Regions from separate parts of the Homo sapiens genome. Here region 1 is linked to region 2. The links are chromatin contacts, found by Hi-C or POLR2A ChIA-PET in ENCODE. All regions are on one chromosome and are shown on one strand. Each heading gives the region's core, a stretch centred on a gene start or an enhancer-like site at or near the end of the contact. The rest is flanking DNA. Distances are from core to core; before and after follow the strand shown.

Region 1 (4,867 bases), core at 2,035-4,534, 340 kb before region 2:
TGACTTTGGCATACATACAACTGGATAAAAACAATATAAAACAGTTTTTCCTGCAGAACTCTTCTGAGTCTGTAATATGCTGACACTTGTTTTTAATCTTCAAGATAAGGATACAGAACTTTTCATCATGGGATAGTTTTTTCAAGGAACACATCATAGAACGTATGGTCTACGGATCACCATTAAAGTTATCCATGGTTTGCCTAAACAGCTTCCTGATTCATTACGAGAATATTCCCCAAACAAGAAAAATGAAACATACTTTAAGTACCTGGAAAGGATCTGTTTTTTGAAAAGCATACACCCAAGTTTTACTTTTGAAATCCTAAGGTCTTGGTTTTGAAAACCCCAGGCGCTAAGGAAATTACATGTTTTAAAATCCTAAAGGTTGAGGAATTAATATTCTAAACTTCAAATTTTTGAATAATCATGACGTTATTGGCAAATACATATAAATAAACATATAACCGGAACACGTTTTTCCCCTTTATCCAATGGAAATACGATCAAGCATCACTCTTAGCAGAAGACTACCAGACACTTGTAGGGACACGAAAAGTGATAATAAAAACAATTTATTTATTGAATGCTTGCTATAGACCAGATGCTCTTCTAAGCACTTTGTAATTATTTTATCTTGAAAGCAGTCCTGTATTTATAATCATTACCTCTTCTTACAGATGTGGAAGACGTGACTCAGTTTCCTGATTACCCAGGGTCACATAACATGTGTGGAGAAGGCAGGATTTACCACCTCAGTCCGCAGTTCATGCTCTTAACCATAATGCTGTACTCCTCAAACCTGCCACTCGAGAGCTTGGAATGTAGGGGGAGAACAAAGACAATAAAAAGATAAACTAGCAATACAAGGCAGGATGTGGTGAGGGCCAAATGAATGGGCCACAAACACACACCTCTGGGTTGAAAGGATGGTGATGTTATAGCAGATCTCAGGACCCTCAGTATAACTGGTTCTGGGAGATGTTCCATTAGAAAGTTTTTCAGAGGAAGGCCGGGCGCGGTGGCTCACGCCTGTAATCCCAGCACTTCGGGAGGCCAAGGTGGGCGGATCACAAGGTGAAGAGATGGAGACCATGCTGGCCAACATGGTGAAACCCCGTCTCTACTAAAAATACAAAAATTAGCTGGGCATGGTGGTGCATGCCTGTAGTCCCAGCTATTTAGGAGGCAGAGGCAGAATAGCTTGAACCCGGGAAGTGGAGGTTGCAGTGAGCCGAGATCATGCCACTGCACTCCAGCCTGGGAGACAGAGTGAGACTCTTCCAAAAAAAAAAAAAGTTTTTCAGAGGCAAATCACAGCTATTGACCCAAGAGTGGCTCACACCTGTAATCTCAGCACTTTGGGAGGCCAAGGCAGGCAGATCACCTGAGGTCGGGAGTTCCAGACCAGCCTGACCAACATGGAGAAACACCGTCTCTTAAAAAAAAAAAAAAAAAAAAAAAAAAAAAAAAAAAAGCCGGGTGTGGTGGCGCATGCCTGTAATCCCAGCTACTCGGGAGGCTGAGGCAGGGGAATTGCTTGAACCCAGCCAGGAGGCAGAGGTTGCAGTGAGCCGAGATCGCGCCATTGTACTCCAGCCTGAGCAACAAGAGCAAAACCTCCGTCTCAAAAAAAAAAAAAAATCCGAGAAAGCATGAATCTGTTGTGCTTTGCCACAGTTGACATTGCACTTCAGGAGGATTATTTTCTTTTATGAAGGTATGTAAGTGTCCTTGCATGCCTAGACTAAAATGAGGTTAGGGCTTCATTTGGCAAAGACGTTTGGATTCTGATTGCAAGTTAACCCTGAGTCCGATGCTGAAAAACGAAAAATGGTTTAAGATGTGCCCCTGCCCTTGGAGTCCACAATCCAGTTAGGGAAATAAGATAGTATATTCTTTATTTATTCCTGTCTTTCCTCAGAATGGGTGGAAGCCCAGCGATAAGATGTTAGCATAAGGCCTTTCGTAATTCAAACCCTGTATAAATACTTTCAAATGTCAGATGTTGATATAAAAATGATTTGGTCACCTGAAATTTGGGAATCTAAGCCAGGGTTCAAGGGCACAGCCACTGTGCTAAGTAATCTCAGCCACAGCTACTGGCCAAGAACACATTTTGTCCTGTACGGCACGTGATTTTCCTGTGCCATTTGGCTTTGCATGAGGTGCCAACCCTATTGGGCCTGTGAGACGCTGAGACTGAATGGCTCCCAAGATCCCTGCTTGTAGTACTGGCAGTGGTCATCACAATGGCAGACACCCCCAAGTTAGATTATACTTAGTTGAAAGCCTTTAAACTGGATACTTAGAATTCCTTTGGGTTTTGTTTTGTTTTGATCATGTTTATTGCATTTCATCAAGTATGTTTTGTTGTGAGATAGAGTCAGGTACGTAAAGAGCTTCTCATTTGTGATGTATCCGATGCCAGGTGGCACATTATCAGGATGTAACCTGGATTGTTTGTACAGACATGGTCTGTGGGGAAATCCTAAGTAAGGGGGAGGCAAAGGCAGGACGGAGGTGAAGAGTATAGACTCCGGAGTTGCAAAGAACTGAATCAGAATTCTGGCGTGGCCTTTTCCTTGCAGTGAGACTTGGGGCATGTTACATAATCTCTCTGATCTCTGAGTTCCCACATCTGTGAAATAGTGATTATTATAACACGTATCCCATAGGGTTATTGTGAGAGTTAAATGGGATCATTCATATAAAACATTTCTGTTTAAAGTATTATTACTGCTAAGAAGGGGTTAGCAACCACTGAAGTCACGCATGTGCTAGAGGAAGCTGCTACAGTCTCTACCTGAGCCATTGGTCAATTGTTGTCGATGGTTGACACCTTCCCATTTTCACAGTGAAGTGAGTATTCTAAATGCCACATCTTGTCACTGAGGTTCATGATTAAGTAGATCAGCTAGCATTGCTTATTCCCTTCTAGCCTGTGACTGTGACCCCAGGGGCATTGAGACGCCACAGTGTGACCAGTCCACGGGCCAGTGTGTCTGCGTTGAGGGTGTTGAGGGTCCACGCTGTGACAAGTGCACGCGAGGGTACTCGGGGGTCTTCCCTGACTGCACACCCTGCCACCAGTGCTTTGCTCTCTGGGATGTGATCATTGCCGAGCTGACCAACAGGACACACAGATTCCTGGAGAAAGCCAAGGCCTTGAAGATCAGTGGTGTGATCGGGCCTTACCGTGAGACTGTGGACTCGGTGGAGAGGAAAGTCAGCGAGATAAAAGACATCCTGGCGCAGAGCCCCGCAGCAGAGCCACTGAAAAACATTGGGAATCTCTTTGAGGAAGCAGAGTAAGTAGTTAATGAGCCAGAGGAATTACTCATAAAGCTGAAAAAATATTGTGAGTTAACAGCAAAGATTTCCTGGCATGGTGCTTCCATCAGGAGGTTTTGTTAGTCCTGTGGGTGAGAACAGATTCTGAGCCATTTATTTTCCAGCAGTCTTGACTGGGCATTTGGGTGAGTGAACGTTGGCACATCAGTGGGGACCAGCCTTCTGGAGGCTGCAGTACAGAATATGCAAGCATTATATTCAGTGCTCCTCCTTGCAAATCATGTTCTAAGTCAGTAAAATGGGAGGAATGCTGGATTTAGAAGACAAAGATCCATAATTGAGTCTTGGCTCTGATGCTAGGCTTGTGAACTTGGATGACTCAATTCCTGAGCCTGTATTTTCTCTCCTGTGGAGAAGGGGTAGGATAATATATGCCATTACCTTATGAAGTAATGAAAGGATTTATATATAAAATAACAACAGGATTGCAGAAAATTATAAATTAAGTATTGCTACTATGGGGGAAATTCCATTACCTCAAAATAAGACTGCTTACTTCAAGTTTTTTCTGCTTCTCCGCCATTAGTCCACCAGACCAGTGCTTCATTCATCTAGTTATAACAGCTGCTCTATGCTGAAAAGTCCTCATCCCACCCCTTCTCTAGGTAATCTTCCCTCTGATTGGACAGTGTTTGTTAGTGGAAGCCTAGAGAATTGACCTTCTCAAGGATCATTTATCTACCCTTTCTCCTACCTCCCCTCTCTTGCCCCTAAACTTCCCAACTCCTTTTGCCAAAAAGGAACCCCCAAAACAGCACAATAAGACCTAAGTGCTAAAGGACAAAAATAGAAAAGGGTATGAGGCATCTGTGCTTCCCTAGATGCTATGGTTTTTTCACTGCAGACTCACCATCTAGGCCTGAGGGGACTGCTTCACAGTTAAATCCTGCACACTGAGGTGTTTATATGACGAAATGACAGTAACATTTTTTGTGTGTGATGAGACTTTAATCAGCACCTTTAAGAAGCCAGAGGGACTTTTCATCTCATACCAGGCATGAGTAGCAGAGGACAGCTGACATTAGCTCAAGCGACTTGAAGGAGGTCCTTCCTAGACCTAGATTTAAAGTAACTGGACCTTGATGTCAAGCCTTGGGTTTTATGCCCAAGACCATGTAGCTGGCCAGAGTGTTAGGAAACGTCTGATGTAGAGTGACAATGCATTTAGTGAGGCATTTTACCTCACTGAAAAGACTAAGCCTCCTAATGTGCAGAGATCACAGTTTTGGCAGGCCGTGGTCCGAATGCAAGCCCATTTAGGAAATGATCCTTGGCCTGGGTCTTAGGCATCTCTGGGAGGAAGAAAAAAATCTGGTGTCCTTTGAGAGCCTGCCAGAAGAGAGATTACATTCCCAAAACAGCTCTGTTTCTACCGTCACTATTCATTTAACTAGACAGATTGTAATAATCACAGGAAAACTAGTTCCATTACTCTTTTTTTTCAACATACTATCCAAGGATACATGTTTTAGGAACCAAAGTGGCCTTATTTTAAAATACGATGTTAGATTTG
Region 2 (4,667 bases), core at 170-2,669:
GAAAAACAATTGAAGAGGAAAAAAAGCAGTGTTCTGATGGTTACAAATCATTACTCCAAAATGATGTGTATAATTTTAAATTAAGATATGTACATGATCAGTTGTTCTATAAATACAAGGCTGCGTGCTTTTGAGTTTAGTTAACACTATCAATCAAAGCTTTAATGACTGTGTTTTTATTTTTGCCACTGTGAAATGAGATCAAAAGATAGAAAATAAAGGAATAACATTAAAGATTTCAAATATTATGTGCAATTATCAATCTAGCATCAATGACGTTTCTCTGCTTTCTATAAACCAATCATTTAAAAGAAAACGAAAATCTAGGCTTAAAAATACTTTAACTGAAAAAGAAATAGAAACAGTTATAAAGACTTGCTTTAGATTATAAAGTAAACTTAACGGTAATGAAGGAATTAAAATTCATATTCCCAGAATACTATTTTCTCCTTAAATCACAGAAAATAGGTCCAATGGTATAAATCCACTATGGAGAAAAAGCAAATCTAAATAATAGTAAAAATATTAGTGTGAACAAGCATTTCTAAAGAACAGTAAAACTATTCTTGAAATAATCATTACATAAAATATTGTTAATTATGGTCATTTTCTGCTTATAAAATATAAAAATGCTCTTTTTGATGCTGAAAACAAATACATTACTCCTCGGGAACACCAACAACATTTAATTTTTACAAAGAAAATTAAATACCCTTTTTAGTTTTTCGTTTTCTTCCATAAATTTTTTGGCAGCCTTGTTAGTATTTTCTGCTTGAGTTTTAAGTACACCTTTGTTTGACAGTTCTTTTGCCAGTTGAGTAATAAGCGTAACCAGACGTCTCAAAACTCTAAGAAAAAAAACCAGAATAATGTATTACTGGCCAATCACCAGAAACTTATTTTAAAACAGTCATTGCCAAATTACTCCCCATTAGATATAGGTGTGGTGGTGGCAGATAATGTTTAGGCAGAACCCATTATTCTTTTTTTAATTCAAGTCTCTTAGTAAAAACAGGCCCGTGTCTCATTCCTTTGGAATCTTTGTTAGAAGACCAGCATTTAGAATACAGGTTCAGTGGTACTTATTTGTTTTCCTGTAGAAGGCTTTAGCTTGGAGGAATAGAAACAGGAAAATTTCAGACAGTGTGACAGGGCCAGTAGGAGAATTATTTTTTTTGGCCCAGTTCAAATTCTGCTATTTAAGGAACATTGTGTAAGGTCAAACAAGCCGAAGAACAGCTCATTCACATCCGTTTATGTGTAACTGCCATTGTTAGAAGAAATAGTGATGACTATCTTCAATTATTCATTCAGCAGACATTCCTTTACTCAGGAACTGCTAAGTGTTAAGACACTCTGCCAGGCACTGCAGACACAGCGGAAAACAGCAAAGTCCATGCCCTCAGGGGTTTAGCTCCTAGTTGTGGAAGCAAAAGTTAAAACAGTATTTAATTACAACCATGAATGACACTAGAAAATGAAGTATATATACATTCTTTGAGCACCTGTAAGAGAAGACCTACCTACTTTGTGGGTAGTGATGGCCACAGAAGGCTTTGAGAAAGAGGCTAATGGATGAGTAAGAGTTAGCCAGGAAATGAGGAAAGAAAAGAGTGTTCTGGCAAAAGGAAGAGCTTGTGTAAAGACCCTAAAATGGGAAAGAGTTAGGTACACCACAGAACTCAATCAATATCTGTTGCAAGATGGAATGAATGAATAAATGGTGAAGGTCTGTAAGGGTGGAATGTATTGTACATCTCAGAGACACGTATGAGACAAGGCTCCAAAGAGAGGCAGGAGCCTAATCATTCAGGGCCTTATGGACTGGGCAAACCTACAAGCTGTTAACTACTGTTTGTTATTTGGGTATATCATCTGAATTCTTTTACAAAGATGTTATAAAAAAATCTACAGGCCGGGCGCGTTGGCTCACATCTGTAATCCCAGCACTTTGGGAGGCCGAGGCGGGAGGATCATGAGGTCAGGAGATCGAGACCATCCTGGCTAACCCAGTGAAACCCTGTCTCTACTGAAAATACAAAAAAATTAGCAGGGCACAGTGGCAGGCGCCTGTACTCCCAGCTACTCAGGAGGCTGAGGCAGGAGAATGGTGTGAACCCAGGAGGTGGAGCTTGCAGTGAGCCGAGATCGCGCCACTGCACTCCAGTCTGGGCGACAAAGCGAGACTCCATCTTAAAAAACAAACAAACAAACAAACAAACAAAACTACAGTAGGCTGGGTACAGTGACTGTAATCTCCGTACTTTGGGAGGCTGAGGTGGGAGGATCACTTGAGGCCAGGAGTTTGAGACCAGTCTGGGCAACACAGTGAGACCCCATCTCTACAAAAAATTTAAAAATTAGCCCTACATGGTGGTGTGCCGCCTGTAGTCCTAGAAATGAGAGGTTGAAGAGGCAGGATCACTTGAACCCAGGAGTTTGAAGTTACAGTGAGCTATGAAGGCACCACTGCACTGCAGCCTGGGCAACAGAGCGAAAGGTTGTCTCTCTTAAAAAAAAAAAAAATCTACAGTAAAGGTGGACAAAATGAGAAAGGAAAGCATAAGTCATGTTTTTAAATTGTGCTTCTATTATTATTTTTTACTTACAGCCAAAAAAATAGGGAAAATCCAGAAATGTAAAGATTTCTTTGAGACCTAAAAAGTTTCATCTGTGTGTGTTCATAGGCATCAGGTCTGCTGGTGGAGCTCTTCTCAATGGTATGAACTGAGGAATATTTCCTTACTTCTCTCACAGCATCTATTACAGAACAAAAGAAAACAGTACTTTTGGCTTTTACGAATATAAGCTTGTTAAAAATGGAAAGCAGTTTTAGAAAAACTGACCAAACTTTTAAATAATGGACTTTAGGCAGAGGCGACCTTTATGTCATTCCGTCTACAGTACCCGGGAACTTTTCATGCTCAAAGTAGGTGCTCTATAAATGGACACTAGTAGCAAATTTTGAATTACTATAGCATTTTTAAAATTATTCATCTAGTACTTACCATCATTTTATTGTTTCTCATCTCTAACTACACTGCAAACTATTATCCTTTACATTTTCTGTCTCTAAGATGACTAAAATTCAGCCTATTGACAATGACAGATGTCATATCCCATTACAATCAATTCCAAGAGACTATCCCATTTCTCTTACTACACTAGCATTTTATTACATATTATTACTTTAAATGATTGAGATTTTCAAAATATTTGGTTATACTGAAATTTCCACTGGCATAAGTTTGTTAACATGGGATTTGATCTGTGGTGGCATACACTCCTCCGACTAGTGCATAGCAGCTGCTACTGGAAAGGTTCAGATAGCTGCTCCTTTGATGCTTTCAGTTCTGGGAAGTCTCAGATGCAGGGGAACCACTTCTTTCCAGTGGAAAATAGATATCAGCTTATAAGGGTCTACATTGAGTGCATTCTTAGTTCCTGGATTCTTGTATGTACTAGGGAAGGCATCTGCCTTATAAGGTCTCAAAAGCCAGTGGAAGTATATGAACAAGTTTGAATGCTCCCCTTTCATGCGACCAACAGAAGTCTTGGGTAAGAGTTATTGCCACACAAGGAGACTCCAGTTAGAAAACTGGGGCCTTTTTGACTACTATTTTATTTTTAGCAGCTTTATTGAGATGTAATTCACATACCATAAAAATTTACCTCTTTAAAATGTATAATTCAGTAGTTTTTAGTATATTCACAAAGTTGTATAACCATTACCACTATCTAATTTCAGAACATTTTGGTCACCCCACAAAGAAAATCTATACACATCCCTCAGCTCCTGGTGACCAGCAATCTGCTTTCTGTCTCTACAGAACTACCTGTTCTAGACATTTCATATAAACTGAATCATATACTATCTGCTCTTTTGTGTCTGGCTTCCTTCACTTAGCATAATGCTTTCAAAGTTCGTCTGCACTGTAGTATGTGTCAGTACTTCATTACTTTTATGGCTGAATAATATTCCATTGTATGAATGTGGTAACATTTGGTTTATCTATTCATTGGTTGATGGCATTGAGCTGTTTCCACCTTCCGGCTATTATGAATAACGCTGCTACGAACATTCATGTGCAAGTTTTATATCGACATGTGCTTTCATTTCTCTTGGTACATACCTAAGAGATGAACTGCTGGGCCATATGGTAACTCTATGTTTAATTTTTGAGGAACTGCCAAACTGTATTCCAAAGCAGCTGTACTACTTTACATTCCCACAAGCAGTGTATGTTGGTTCCAATTTCTCCATATCCTCAGCAACACTTGTTATTATATTTTTGATTATAGTCATCCTAGTGGGTGTAAAGTGGCATTTCTTTGTGGTTTTTATTTGCATTTCTCTGATAGCTAATGCTGTTGAACATCTTTTCATGTGCTTGTTGATCATTTGTATATCATCTTTGGAAAAATATCTATTCAGATCCTTTACCCATTTTTAAATTGGGTTATTTGCTTTATTTGTCTCCCAAATGTCTTTCATAGAATTTTTTTCAAACTGAGAATTTTATAATGGATACTCATTACATATAGTTATGTTTCTGTAGTCTCTTGACATATAATACTTTTTTAAAAAGGTGCCAGGCCAATTGTTTTCTAGAAAGTTCTCACATTCTGGCTGGGTGTGGTGGCTAACACCTGTAATCCCAGCACTT

Evidence for each region. A loop is a pair of places that touch in the nucleus more often than their neighbours do. ChIA-PET counts read pairs that join two places held with the same protein, here RNA polymerase II (POLR2A).
Region 1: a map of ascending aorta shows a loop between it and region 2 (2.2-fold over the local background). The contact joins two enhancer-like sites. A Hi-C loop is called at or near these places in 1 of 168 maps with a recorded cell type or tissue (ascending aorta). POLR2A ChIA-PET finds 5 or more read pairs at or near these places in 1 of 52 experiments (Panc1).

What each region holds. Positions count from the first base shown.
Region 1 is chr7:107,938,433-107,943,299 of GRCh38, reverse strand. It overlaps LAMB1 (laminin subunit beta 1), which reads left to right. Exons shown (of 34, transcript NM_002291.3): 25 at 2,942-3,311. Among named protein-coding and RNA genes, the nearest start is that of DLD, 50 kb to the right of the region's middle. Within about 2 kb of position 3,284, at least 14 of the 41 ENCODE cell types and tissues checked have a DNase peak (open chromatin) inside an H3K27ac peak, as active enhancers do; they include ascending aorta, where a contact is called at or near this core.
Region 2 is chr7:107,592,048-107,596,714 of GRCh38, reverse strand. DUS4L-BCAP29 (DUS4L-BCAP29 readthrough) reads right to left here. Exons shown (of 13, transcript NR_163941.2): 9 at 2,610-2,760; 10 at 713-848. It overlaps BCAP29 (B cell receptor associated protein 29), which reads right to left. Exons shown (of 8, transcript NM_018844.4): 4 at 2,610-2,760; 5 at 713-848. Among named protein-coding and RNA genes, the nearest start is that of BCAP29, 14 kb to the right of the region's middle. Within about 2 kb of position 1,419, at least 7 of the 41 ENCODE cell types and tissues checked have a DNase peak (open chromatin) inside an H3K27ac peak, as active enhancers do; they include ascending aorta, where a contact is called at or near this core.